Linked DNA regions of Homo sapiens: region 2 is linked to region 1. Evidence: chromatin contacts called from ENCODE Hi-C or POLR2A ChIA-PET data. All regions are on one chromosome and are shown on one strand. The core of a region is the stretch at or near the end of the contact, and the rest is flanking DNA. Distances in the headings are between cores, read along the strand shown.

What was found. Hi-C counts contacts between places; a loop is a spot of excess contacts on that map. ChIA-PET counts read pairs that join two places held with the same protein, here RNA polymerase II (POLR2A). Pooled maps may share reads with other maps.
Region 2: a loop to region 1 is called in a pooled map, with 2.3 times the contacts of the local background. The contact joins two enhancer-like sites. A Hi-C loop is called at or near these places in 1 of 50 pooled maps. POLR2A ChIA-PET finds 5 or more read pairs at or near these places in 2 of 52 experiments (GM12878 and HEK293).

What each region holds. Positions count from the first base shown.
Region 1 is chr1:51,502,594-51,508,754 of GRCh38, reverse strand. The region is part of intron 1 of EPS15 (epidermal growth factor receptor pathway substrate 15); the gene reads left to right. Among named protein-coding and RNA genes, the nearest start is that of EPS15-AS1, 13 kb to the left of the region's middle. RefSeq lists an enhancer at 3,674-3,733. Within about 2 kb of position 2,039, at least 5 of the 41 ENCODE cell types and tissues checked have a DNase peak (open chromatin) inside an H3K27ac peak, as active enhancers do; they include GM12878, where a contact is called at or near this core.
Region 2 is chr1:51,971,614-51,977,846 of GRCh38, reverse strand. It overlaps RAB3B (RAB3B, member RAS oncogene family), which reads left to right. Exons shown (of 5, transcript NM_002867.4): 2 at 730-957. The coding sequence starts at 730. It also overlaps the pseudogene RNA5SP48. Among named protein-coding and RNA genes, the nearest start is that of RAB3B, 16 kb to the left of the region's middle. Within about 2 kb of position 4,111, at least 2 of the 41 ENCODE cell types and tissues checked have a DNase peak (open chromatin) inside an H3K27ac peak, as active enhancers do; they include GM12878, where a contact is called at or near this core.

The sequences.
Region 1 (6,161 bases), core at 790-3,289:
GACCATAGAGCATAGGAAGGGGACTCAAGGATAGACTTCAAAAGATCTGTGATCTACTCCAAAACAGTAGGTAAAATATTTTATATATATATTTTAACAGAGTGTCAAGATTCTCATCCCAGGGACACTGAGAGAAGTTTTACGTAGTGGGAAGAACACTGGATATAGTACAAGACAAACCTGGATTGAATTGTAGCTCTGCCATTTGTGACATCTCTGAGTGATCATGGCAAATTACTTAAACCCTTTCATTTGCTTATGTATGATGTATACACATTGTTGAGATATAGGAGACATTTGATAAATAGAATTGCTTGTATTATTATTAATACTTACCTGCAGAATTTATATGTATTTGTTTAAATTTTCTCTTTCTTTCTTTCTTTCTTTCTTTCTTTCTTTCTTTCTTTCTTTCTCTCTTTCTCTTTCTCTCTTTCTCTCTTTCTCTCTTTCTCTCTCTCTCTTTCTCTCTTTCTCTCTTTCTCTCTCTCTCTCTCTCTCTCTCTTTCTCTCTTTCTTTTCTTTTCTTTTCTTTTCTTTTCTTTTCTTTTCTTTTCTTTTCTTTTCTCTTTTTGTGACTGAGTCTTGCTCTGTTGCCAGGCTGGAGTGCAATGGTGCGATCTCAGCTCACTGCAACCTCCACCTCTCGGGTTCAAGCAATTCTCCTGCCTCAGCCTCCTGAGTAGCTGGGACTACAGGTGCACACCACCATGCCCAGCCAATTTTTGTATTTTGTATTTTTAGTAGAGAGGGCTTTCACCATGTTGGCCAGGATGGTCTCGATCTTCTGACCTCGTGATCCACCTGCCTCGGCCTCCCAAAGTGCTGGAAATACAGGCGTGAGCCACCGCGTTGGGCCTAAATGTTTTTTCATTTCCAGTATTCTTCACTCACTAAAGAAAACTTGGAACATGCATGTCGAAAAGTAGAAGATAGATCACCATCCACACCATTCTTTAAATTTTAGTCTTTTACATCGTTTCTTTTTTTTCCAAATGTAGTTATTATCTCTCTTTCATACACACACACACATATATATGTGTGTATATATATGTATGTAACATTTTTTATTCTGTTCTCCTTTTTTTTTTTCTGAGATGGAGTCTTCCTCTGTCACCCAGACTGGAGTACAGTGACGTGATCTCAGCCCACTGCAACTTCCATCTCCCAGGTTCAAGCAGTTCTCCTGCCTCAGTATCCCAAGTAGCTGGGATTACAGGTGTGTGCCACCATACCTGCCCAATTTTTGTATTTTTGGTAGAGATGGGGTTTCACCATGTTGGCCAGGCTAGTCTTGAACTCCTGATCTTGTGATCTACCCGCCTCAGCCTCCCAAAGTGCTGGGATTACAGGTGTGAGCCACTGCACCTGGCCTATTCTGTTTTCTTTAAGTGTTTTCCTATGTGGTCTGCTTAGCATCTTTTTAATGTCTTTGGAGCATATTAATTGATTGTGTGCTTTATAGTTTAAGCCCTAATGTGTACAGATATTTTATATATGTCCACTATAATTTATGCTGTTGCAAATAACCTTTGCTCTACCATTTGATAAATTTTTTTCTGTAGAGTTATATGTGGTACTTATTATATTATTGAATTATTTTTCTATGTATACATTTGAGTTTTGAAATCAAATGAGTGAATTTTTAGTTTATATTTTAAGATCTTGAATGGTAAAGCAGACAGCAGCAAGGGTTAACTCGAGCAATAATCTGAAAAATGCTATTCTGAAGGGATTAAACCGAGCATATTTAATTTGGTTGCAAGGGCCATTTATAGTTTGTCAGAGTTCACTTAGCATAGGAAATTGGCATTAAAAGTTGTGAGCTTGAAGAAGATTGAAATATTTCAGTTTGTATATACAGTTTTCACCCTTCTCTGCAGTCTGTATTGCTTTCATTCTTAGTTTGTTCTCTACATTCTTAGTTTGTTCTCTACATTCTGTTCTGTTCTGTTTTTTTTTTTTTTTCTGGCACACTTTTATGCGGCGCCTTGTAAGATCTGGGGGTGGATTCTGGACCATCTGGCACTTCAGAATAGCTCAAAACCTTAACTCTCTTGACTCTACTTTGAGCCATACTTGCTTGAAATGTCCTGGTTTGTCTCTCTGCTTGGCACGTTTTCTGCTTTATACCCTCAGAGCTTTTTATGACTAATTTCTTCCTTAGGACAGGAATTTTAAGAGTACCAGTATTCATAAGTTAAAGTGGACAAGACTTATTTCACTGTAAAATTCACCAAAAAAACCCTCATAAACTTTGCAATCTGTTTTTAAATGTATAATTGACATGAGCACTTATGTCTGTTTGATAAATATTTAAAATATTCAAAAATGGAATTTTTTAAGGTACTGCTTATAGTTTTTCTTTGATTATGAGGCCAGTTAGGAAAGTGTAATTCTGCAAATTGTAAATCTACTGAGTTGATTTCTAGTCCTAGCTTTAAAATACTTCATATGTCCAAATTAATAATAAGTTAAAAAGATATACCTGCATTTAAAAATATGAGCCATCTACCAATTCCAAAAAGCTGTGGAGGTAGTTAATGTATAAAATATTTAAACATTGTTGGCTGGGCACGGTGGCTGACGCCTGTAATCCCAGCACTTTCGGAGGCTGAGGTGGGAGGATCACCTGAGGTCAGGAGTTTGAGACCAGCCTGGCCAAAGTGGTGAAACTCCGCCTCTGCTAAAAATACAAAAATCAGCCGGGTGTGGTGGCAGGCACCTGTAATTCTAGCTACTCGGGAGGCCAAGGCAGGAGAATTGCTTGAACCTAGGAGGCAGAGGTTGTAGTGAGCCAAGATTGCGCCATTGTAATCCAGCCTGGGTGACAGAGCAAGACTCCATCTCAAAACAAACCAACAAATAAATAAATAAATAAATTGTAGTGAGCCAAGATTGCGCCATTGCACTCCAGCCTGGATGACAGAGACTCCATCTCAAAAAATAAATAAATAAATAAAAATAAAATAAAATATTTAAACATTGTTTACTTTTATTAAGAGACTTTTTTTGTAGCTTTATGCTCCATTGTTCTTTTCTAAAATTTTTATTTTTTACTTTTTAAACAGTTTAATTGAGATGTAATTCACATACCATACAACTTACCCTATAAAGTGTACAATTCAGTGGTTTTTAGTCTCTTCACAGATACGTGCAAACATCAATTTTAGAACAATTTTATCACCTCAGAAAGAAACTTGTACCCCTCAGCTATCACCCTCCCATATTGCATGCTTCCCCCAGCCTAAGCAACTATTAATCTACTTTCTGTCTCTATAGAGTTTGTTATTCTGGACTTTGTATGAATGGAATAATATAATACATATACTCTTATGACTGCCTTCTATCACTTTTTGTGGTTTATCTATGTTGCAGCAAGTATCAGTAATTCATTCCTTTTTTTGGTTGAAAAATATTCCATCGTATGGTTATACCACATTTTGTTTTTCCATTTGTTCATTGGTGGATATTTGGGTGGTTTCCACCTTTTGGCTGTTATGAATAATGCTTTTATAAGCATTCATATACAAGGTTTTGTGTAAATATATGTTTTCACTTCTCCTGGGCACATATCTGGTCATGTGGAAATTCTGTGTTTAATCATTTGAAGAGCTGCAGATTTTTTTTTTTTTGAGACACAGTCTCACTCTTTCACCCAGGCTGGAGTGCAGTGGCGCAATCATGGCTCACTGCAACCTCTGCCTCCTCGGTTAAGCGATTCTCCTGCCTCACCCTCCCGAGTAGCTGGGACTACAGGTATATACCACCACACCCGGCTAATTTTTGTATTTTTAGTAGAGACAGGGTTTTACCATGTTGTCTGGGCTGGTCTCAAACTCTTGGCCTCAAGTGATCCACCCGCTTCGGCCGCCCAAAGCACTGGGATTATAGGTGTGAGCCACCACGCTCGGCTGCTGACTGTTTTAGAGCAGCTGCACCATTTATATTTGTACCAGCAGTGTACCGGGATGAGGATTTCTCCACATCCTCTCCAGTAATTGTTATTAGCTGATTCTTTGATTTTGGCTTACTTTTTTTAGTATCTCATTGTGTTTTCGATTTTCATTTCTCTGATGATTAATGATGTCAAGCATCTTTTTATGTGCTTATTAGCCATTTGTATGTCTTCTTTAGAGAAATGTCTATTTATATTCTTTGCCTGTTTTAAAATTGAGTTGTCTTTTTATTATTGAGTTGTAAGAATTCTTTATGTATTCTAGATAGAAGTCCTTATTAGATACGTGGTTTGCATATATTTTCTCCCATTTCATGGATTATTTTCTTGATGGTGTTCTTTGAAGTACTTTGAAGTTTTTAATTTAATTTTAATTTATTTTGTTTTCAGACAGGGTCTTGCTCTGTTGCCCAGGCTGGAGTGCAGTGGTACAATCACAGTTCATTGCAACCTCGACCTCCAGGGCTCAAGTGATCCTCCCACCTCAGCCTCCCCAGTAGCTGGGACTACAAGTGCACGCCACCTTGCCCAGCTAATTGTTTTTATATTTTTTGTAGAGATGGGGTTTCACCATGTTGCCCAGGCTGGTCTTGAACTCCTGGGCAACATGCTCGCTTTCGCCTCCCAGAGTGCTGGGATTACAGGCTGACATAAGCCACCTTGCCTGGCCTGAAGTTTATAATTTTTATAAAGTCTAATTTATATATATTTTTCTTTTGTTGCTTGTGCTTTTGGTGACATAGCTGAGTCTTTTGGCAAATCTAAGGTCATGAAGATTTATCCCTGTGTTTTCTTTTAAGAGTTTTATAGTTTTAGCTATTATATCTAGGTCCTTGATCTATTTCAAGTTGATTTTTATATATGGTGTGAGGTAAAGGTCCAACTTCATTTTTTTGCTAGTGGATATCTTTTGCTTGTGACATGGTATTCCAGCATCATTTGTTGAAAAGGCTATTCTTTCCACATTGAATGATCTTGGCACTCTTGTCAATAATCAGTTAACCATAGATGTATGATTTAGTTCTGACTTAATTCTGTTCCATTGATCTATATGTCCTGTGCAGTACAACACTGTCTTGAGTATTGTTGTTTTGTAATACATTTTGAAATTGGGATGTGTTAGTCCTCTAACTTTGCTTTTTTATTTTTTATTTTTTGTTGTTGTTCACTTCTGTTGCTCAGGCTGGAGTGCTGTGGTGCAAACTCGGCTCATTGCAACCTCTGCCTCCTGGGTTCAAGCGATTCTCCTGCCTCAGCCTCCTGAGTAACTGGGATTACAGGCGCATGCCACCATTCCTGGTTAATTTTTGTATTTTTAGTAGAGATGTTTAGTAGAGTAGACCATGTTGGCTAGGCTGGTCTCAAACTCCCGACTTTAGGTAATCCACCCGCCTCAGCCTCCCAAAGTGCTGGGATTACAGGCATGACCCACCGCGCCCAGCCTACTTTGCTTTTTTCTTTCAAGATTGTTTCGGCTATTCCGGATTCCTTGCAATTCTATCTGAATTTCAGAATCAGCTTGCCAGTTTCTACAAAACAGTCAGTTGGAATTCTCATATAAATTGCATTGAATCTATAGATTAGTTTGGGGAGTATTATCTTAACAAGGTCTTCTGATCTATGAACGTGGGATGTTTTTCCTTTTTATTTTTAACTTCTTTAATTTTGTTCAGTGTCTTGTAGTTTTTAGAGTATAGTAAGTCTTGTACTTTTGTTAAAGCTATAACAAATAAATTGATAAGAAAACTGTTTGATGCTATTGTGAATGGAATTCTTTTTTTTTTTTTTTTGAGACAGAGTCTCACTCTGTCGCCCAGACTGGAGTTCAGTGGCATGGATCTTGGCTCACTGCAACCTCCACCTCCCAGATTCAAGTGATTCTGCTGCATCAGCCTCCCGAGTAGTTGGAATTATAGGCAAGCCCCCACCACGCCCAGCTAATTTTTGTATTTTTAGTAGAGATGCGGTTTCACCATGTTGGCCAGGTTGCTTTCGGACTCCTGACCTCAGGTGATCCACCCAACTTAGCCTCCCAAAGTGCTGTGATTACAGGCGTGAGCCACCGTGCCCAGCCTGGAATTGATTTCTTAATTTCATTTACAGATTCTTCGTTGGAAGTGTATAAAAACAAAAATTTTTTTATACTGATCTTGTATCCTGTAACCATCTGAACATATTTATTACCTTTAGTAGTTTTTAGTGG
Region 2 (6,233 bases), core at 2,862-5,361, 470 kb before region 1:
TGGAAAGCCATGAAAGTTTCTATGTTTTATTTATTTTATTTTTTAGAGATGAGGTCTTGCTCTGCTACCCAGGCTGGCATTCAGTGGCATGATCATGGCTCCCTGCAGCGTCGAACTCCTGGGCTCAAGTGATCCTCCCACCTCAGCCTCCTGAGTCATAATAGTTTTTGAAGCAAGAGAATGATAGCCCTTTACTGAGTCTTTCCTTGGATGTGCATGTGTTTGCTGTTCTTGGCTTTTTTTTTCTTTCCCCAAAATAGCTCAGGAGCTGCTTCCTCCAGGAGCCTCTCCTTGATCACCGGGCCTCCAGGCTGAATGAGATGCTTCTCATGGACTTCCTCAGCCAGGACTCCTCTGTCTTATCACTTATCTACTGCTTTGTTACTCTGTGTTGACCCACCTTTTATTCTAGTTTTTGTCCACCTAGAGGTCAGGCACCATGTCTGACTCATGTTTGTAAGCCCCATGCCCAGCACAGGGCTTGCCCCAGATCAATGTGCTCAGTAAATATTTGCTGAAGGAATGAATGGGAGGAGCTGGGTTCCACCTCAGTGCTGAGACAACATTTGGGGCAGGTGTAGTGATGGGGTGATTCTGAGTAGTGTGCATTTCCTCAGTGGTGCTGGAGTAAGGAGTGAGTGTGTGAATGGTGGGGTGACCATTAGAAGGATGGTGACTCAGGGTGACACCGAAGGTCTGTTCCTGAGTGACTCTAGGTCTCTCTTGCAGATGGCTTCAGTGACAGATGGTAAAACTGGAGTCAAAGATGCCTCTGACCAGAATTTTGACTACATGTTTAAACTGCTTATCATTGGCAACAGCAGTGTTGGCAAGACCTCCTTCCTCTTCCGCTATGCTGATGACACGTTCACCCCAGCCTTCGTTAGCACCGTGGGCATCGACTTCAAGGTGAAGACAGTCTACCGTCACGAGAAGCGGGTGAAACTGCAGATCTGGGTGAGTCCCGGGAATCTTGGGCAGGATTTTCCTGAGAAGCGGCTGGCCTGCCAGTACAAGGGCTTAGAGGTGGGGCCAGCTTGGAACTTCTGGGCCTTACAGCATCAGGCATTAATGCTGTTTCAGGTGTGGCCCCTGGGCTACCCTCTGCTAGTTTTATACAAGTTTGCTCTCCTCCAGGGGTTCAGTTGCTTCTGCTGTTTAACTATCCAGGAGGTTTTATGTTGGCTTGTCTAAATGAGTGACCAAGAAACTGGGGCTTGGAGTTAGAGACTTGGGTTCAAATTCTGCTTCTACCACTTACTAGTCATGGAACTTGACTGAATTGCTTAACTTCTCTGGGGCACCCTTTCTCCTTTGGGGATTGTAATAGCATCTACATCATAAGGCTGTTGGGTCCTTAGGTCCTTGGCTTAGTTCCTGGAACATAGTAAATGCACACTAAATGTTAGCTAAGGTATCAGTTATCTACTGTCGTATAACAAATCACTTCATAAGTTCATAGTGCCAGACTGGGCAACATTGTGAGACCTCATCTCTCAAAAAAATAAAACAAATTAGCTGGGCATGGTGGTGGGCTCCTGTAGTCCCCATTACTTGGGAGGCTGAGGTGGAAGGATTGCTTGAGCCCAGGAGGTCGAGGCTGCAGTGAGCCATGATCATGCCACTGCACTCCAGCCTGTGCAACGGAGCGAGACTCCATCTCAAATAAATAAATAAATAAATAAATAAATAAATTGGTAGTGTCAAACAACAATAATAATTCATTATCTCATAGTTTCTGTGGATCAAACATTTGGGAGTGGTTGGGGCCTCTCATGAGGTGTAGCCAGATGTTGGCTTGGCTTGCAGTCATCTGAAACATACACTGGAGCTGGAGGATCTTTTTTTTTTTTTTAAGACGGAGTCTTGTCCTGTTGCCCAGGTTGGAGTGCAGTGACATGATCTCAGCTCACTGCAACTTCCGCCTCCCGGGTTCAAGCGATTCTCCTGCCTCAGCCTCCCGAGTAGCTGGGACTACAGGTGCCCGCCACCATGCCCAGTTAATTTTTGTATTTTTAGTAGAGATGGTGTTTCACCATGTTGGCCAGGCTGGTCTCGAACTCCTGACCTTGTGATCCGCCCACCTCGGCCTCCCAAAGTGCTGGGATTACAGGTGTGAGCCACCGCGCTTAGCCTGGGGCTGGAGGATCTTAAGACTGCACACTCACATGTCTGGTGCTAGCTGTTGGCAGAAGGCCTTACTTCGTTCCCATTTGGCCTCTTAGAGTGTCTTCACAGAGCTGCTGAAGTGTCTTTATTTGCATAGCAGCTGGCTTTTCCCAGAGTGAGAGATGTAAAAGGCCAGAGGAAGTGGCAATGTCTCTTATGAGTTAGCCTTAGCCTTACAGCGTTCTGTTGGTCACTGATTCAGCATGGGAGGAAACTACACAAAAGTGTGGATATTGGGAGGAAAGTATCACTGGGGACCATCTTGGAAGCTGGCTGCCACAGCTACTATTATTATTAGTATCTGCCAATAGTACTAATAAATTATGCACATATTTTAGATGATATAGCAACATGTAGATCATATAGTTTTCAAAAATGAATTAGTACCTGGATTGGAAATTTTGAAAATTTGTGATTTAAAGTATTTAAAACATGTATTATTATTATTTTATTTTATTTTTTTCGAGACAGAGTCTCACTCTGTCACCTGAGCTGGAGTGCAGTGGCACTATCTTGGCTCACTGCAATTTCCACCTCTTGGGTTCAATCGATTCTGTTGCTTCAGCCCCCCAAGTAGCTTCAATTATAGGCGTGTGCCACCACGCCTGGCTAATTTTTGTATTTTTAGTAAAGATGGGTTTTCACCATGTTCACCAGGCTGATCTTGAACTCCTGACCTCAGGTGATCCACCCGTGTTGGTTTCCCAAAGTGCTGGGATTACAGGCGTGAGCCACCACGCCCAGCCAAAACGTATGTTATTTATTATCTTTCTATTCTGCGTGTTAAATGTACATTAATACATTATGCATATATCTTATTGGGGCAGTCTGTATGTAGTACTTTTCTTTTTACAAATTATTTCCCATATACTATCTCACAATTAACACTATGAAGTAGGTACTACTTTAATACACTCCTGTTTTGCAGGATAAGAAACTCAGAGATTAGTTAACTTGCCTTAGGTCAACAACACTGCTATAAAGTGGGATTTCAACAAGATCTTCTGATTCAAAAGTATGTGCTCTTTTCTCTACACTGTGCATCTGAGGTATTATAGAGTTCATATTTCCCTTCATGATAATGTCAAATATTATATAGGGATAAAAGTTCATTTTGTTCATTTGCTCTCTATTAAAGGCATTGAGGAGTCAGAGATCATTAGAAATAGAAGAAGCTATACGGGTCGTCTAGTTCACTGATTCCCAGACCCATGGCATCAGCATCACCTTGGAATTTGTTAGAAATGCAAATTTTCAGGCCCACCTCAGAACTATTGAGTCAGAAACTCTGGTGGGTGAGTGACAACCATCTGTGCTATAACAAATTTTCCAGGTGGTTTTGTGGCTGGCTAACATTGTAGAACCACTTAGTTTAACTAGCTTGAGGTGAAAGTCAACATGCATTTACTAAAAGCACCTATTAGGTGCCAGGTGCTTTCACTTGTGTTATTTGATATCATCCTTACAGTTCCATGCACAGGGGGATGTGAGAGCACAGAATATTTGGGGCATGGTGAGCAATACAGTAAAACTGGATCAAGGTTGTGAAAGAGCAGAGAGTGGGTGCTGAGAGAAATTTGCTGGAGAGGCTATAGGTGGCAGATTGGGGGTCAAAGAGATCTTCCACAGCAAACAGAAAGTTCTTGTCATCGGTCAGAGGATTCATGCTTGATGATTCCTTAGGGAACTGAAGAAATTATTAGAGCTTACTTTTAATCTTTGAACATAAGATATTTTTTACTGATATTTACTATGTGGATTGACAGAAGTGTCTTTGTTTGACCCCCATATCAGATGGTCAGATAGCCTACACTCAAAAAATCTTGAGATAGGAGGAGGCATTGTGCCCTTCTGAGGGGTTGACAGTGGACTGACTCACTTCTTTGTTTATGTTCAGCCAATTGTGAGCTTTTGTGGTTTTCTTGTGCCTGGGTAAGTGGATTTATTGATTACATGGTCTAGTTTTAACTAAATGAAACCTCATAATGGATATGTGGCTTTTAAAGAGTCCTATAAAGAAACCTCTGATTGAAGACTATGCTAGAAGATTATAGTGAATCCAAGTGAGCATAAAGAAAATGGCTGAACTGGTGTTTTTCCAACTCCCAACACAAGTTCATTGTCAGCCACGTTTCGAGGTAAAATCAATGATAATCTAATTAGATACGACATAGTCAATCTCCCATCCAAGTACTAACCAGGCCCAACCCCTCTTAGCTTCCGAGATCAGATGAGATCGGGCGCGTTCAGGGTGGTATAGCCATAGATGACATGGTCAATCTCATTGCTTTTGCTGAAGGAAAATTAGCAAAGGGTTTTTATGTGTGTGTATGTGCTTTTATGCAGCAAAAATAAAGTTTTCTGGACTATTCATGAATACATTAGATTTTAAACATTTAAATATTGTTTATTTTAATTTTATATATTTTAATATCTTGTGTATAGAAGTAGACATATAGATATATAATCTAAAGAATACACATATACTGTGTGTGCTGTACCTACATTTTTCTTACTTAAAGGGATGTAAGTTGGAGACCACCACCATAGGCACTGGGGAGCCATAGAAGGGTTTAAACAAGTTAGATTTGCATTTTAGAAAAATTCCTGGCTTCAGTTTGAAGGGTGGATGGAAATGAGGCAAAGAAACCAGGGTTTTGGATCCAAACTCATCAAATTGTATACATTAAATAAGTGAATTTTTTTGTGTATCAATTATACCTCATAAAGGCTATCTAAAAATTAATAAACAAATATAGTAGTGACCAGCTATAAAAGAAAGGAAGCAAGCAAGCAAGCAAGGACTTGGGTAAATTATATGGGGCTGAACTAAGTGTATTATTCTGCTCTGGCTGCCATAACAAAATACAATTGAAATTAATTTTCTCACAGTCTGGAGACTGGAAGTCTAAGATCAAGGTGCCAGTAGGGTTGATGTCTGATGAGAGCTCTCCCCTCGGGCTGCCTTCCCACTCTGTGTTCTTGTGGCCTTTCCTTGGTGCATGGGCATGGGGGAGAGATAGTGCAAACTCTTTGGTGTCTCTTCTTATAATGATATGAATTCTGTTGGATCAGGAACTCACTCTTATGACATCATTTAACTTCGATTACTTCCTTTGAGGCCTCATCTCCAAATACAAGCACACTGAGGGATGAGCAACACTCCAACTCAAAAAAAAAAAAAAAAAGAAAAAAGAAAAAAGCATAGTGTATACTGTATAGGATTAGGTACTATCTAGGGCTTCAACATACACATTTTGGGAGGACATAGACATTCAGTCCATAACGCTAAGAGTGACAAAATGACATAAGGGATGGAAATGAAGAGAGAGATTTGGAACTAGAATTTACAGAATTTGATGATCAATTGCTGTCCCCTCTTATCCTTGGTTTCACTTTCCAAGATTTCAGTTACCTGGGGCCCTCTAGATCTGAACATACTAAACAGAAAATTCTAGAAATAAGCTAATAAATTTTAAATTGCACACTGCTTTTTTTTCTTTGAGATAGAGTCTCGCTCGGTTGCCCAGGCTGGAGTGCAATGGCATGAGCTCAGCTCACTGCAACCTCCACCTCCCGGGTTCAAGCAATTCTTCTGCTTCTGGAGCAGCTGAGATTACAGGCGTACACCACCACGCCTGGCTAATTTTTGTATTTTTAGTAGAGATGGGGTTTCACCATGTTGGCCAGGCTTGTCTTGAACTTCTGACCTCAAGTGATCCACCTACCTCGGCCTCCCGAAGCTCTGGGATTACAGGCGTGACCCACCGTGCCTGGCCTAAATTGCACACTGTTTTGAGTAGCATGATGAAATATTGCACTGTCTTGCTCTGTCCTGCCCAGGGCGTGAATGATCCCTTTATCCAGCATATCCGTGCTGTATTTGCTATCTGCCCATTAGCCACTCAGTAGCCATCGTGGTTATGAAATTGAAAAAACATAGTGTGGTCTGGGTGCAGTGGCCCACGCCTGTAATCCGGCACTTTGGGAGGCTGAGGTGGGAGGATCATGAGGTCAGGAGTTCGAGACTAGCCTGGCCAACATAGTGAAACCCCACCTTTACT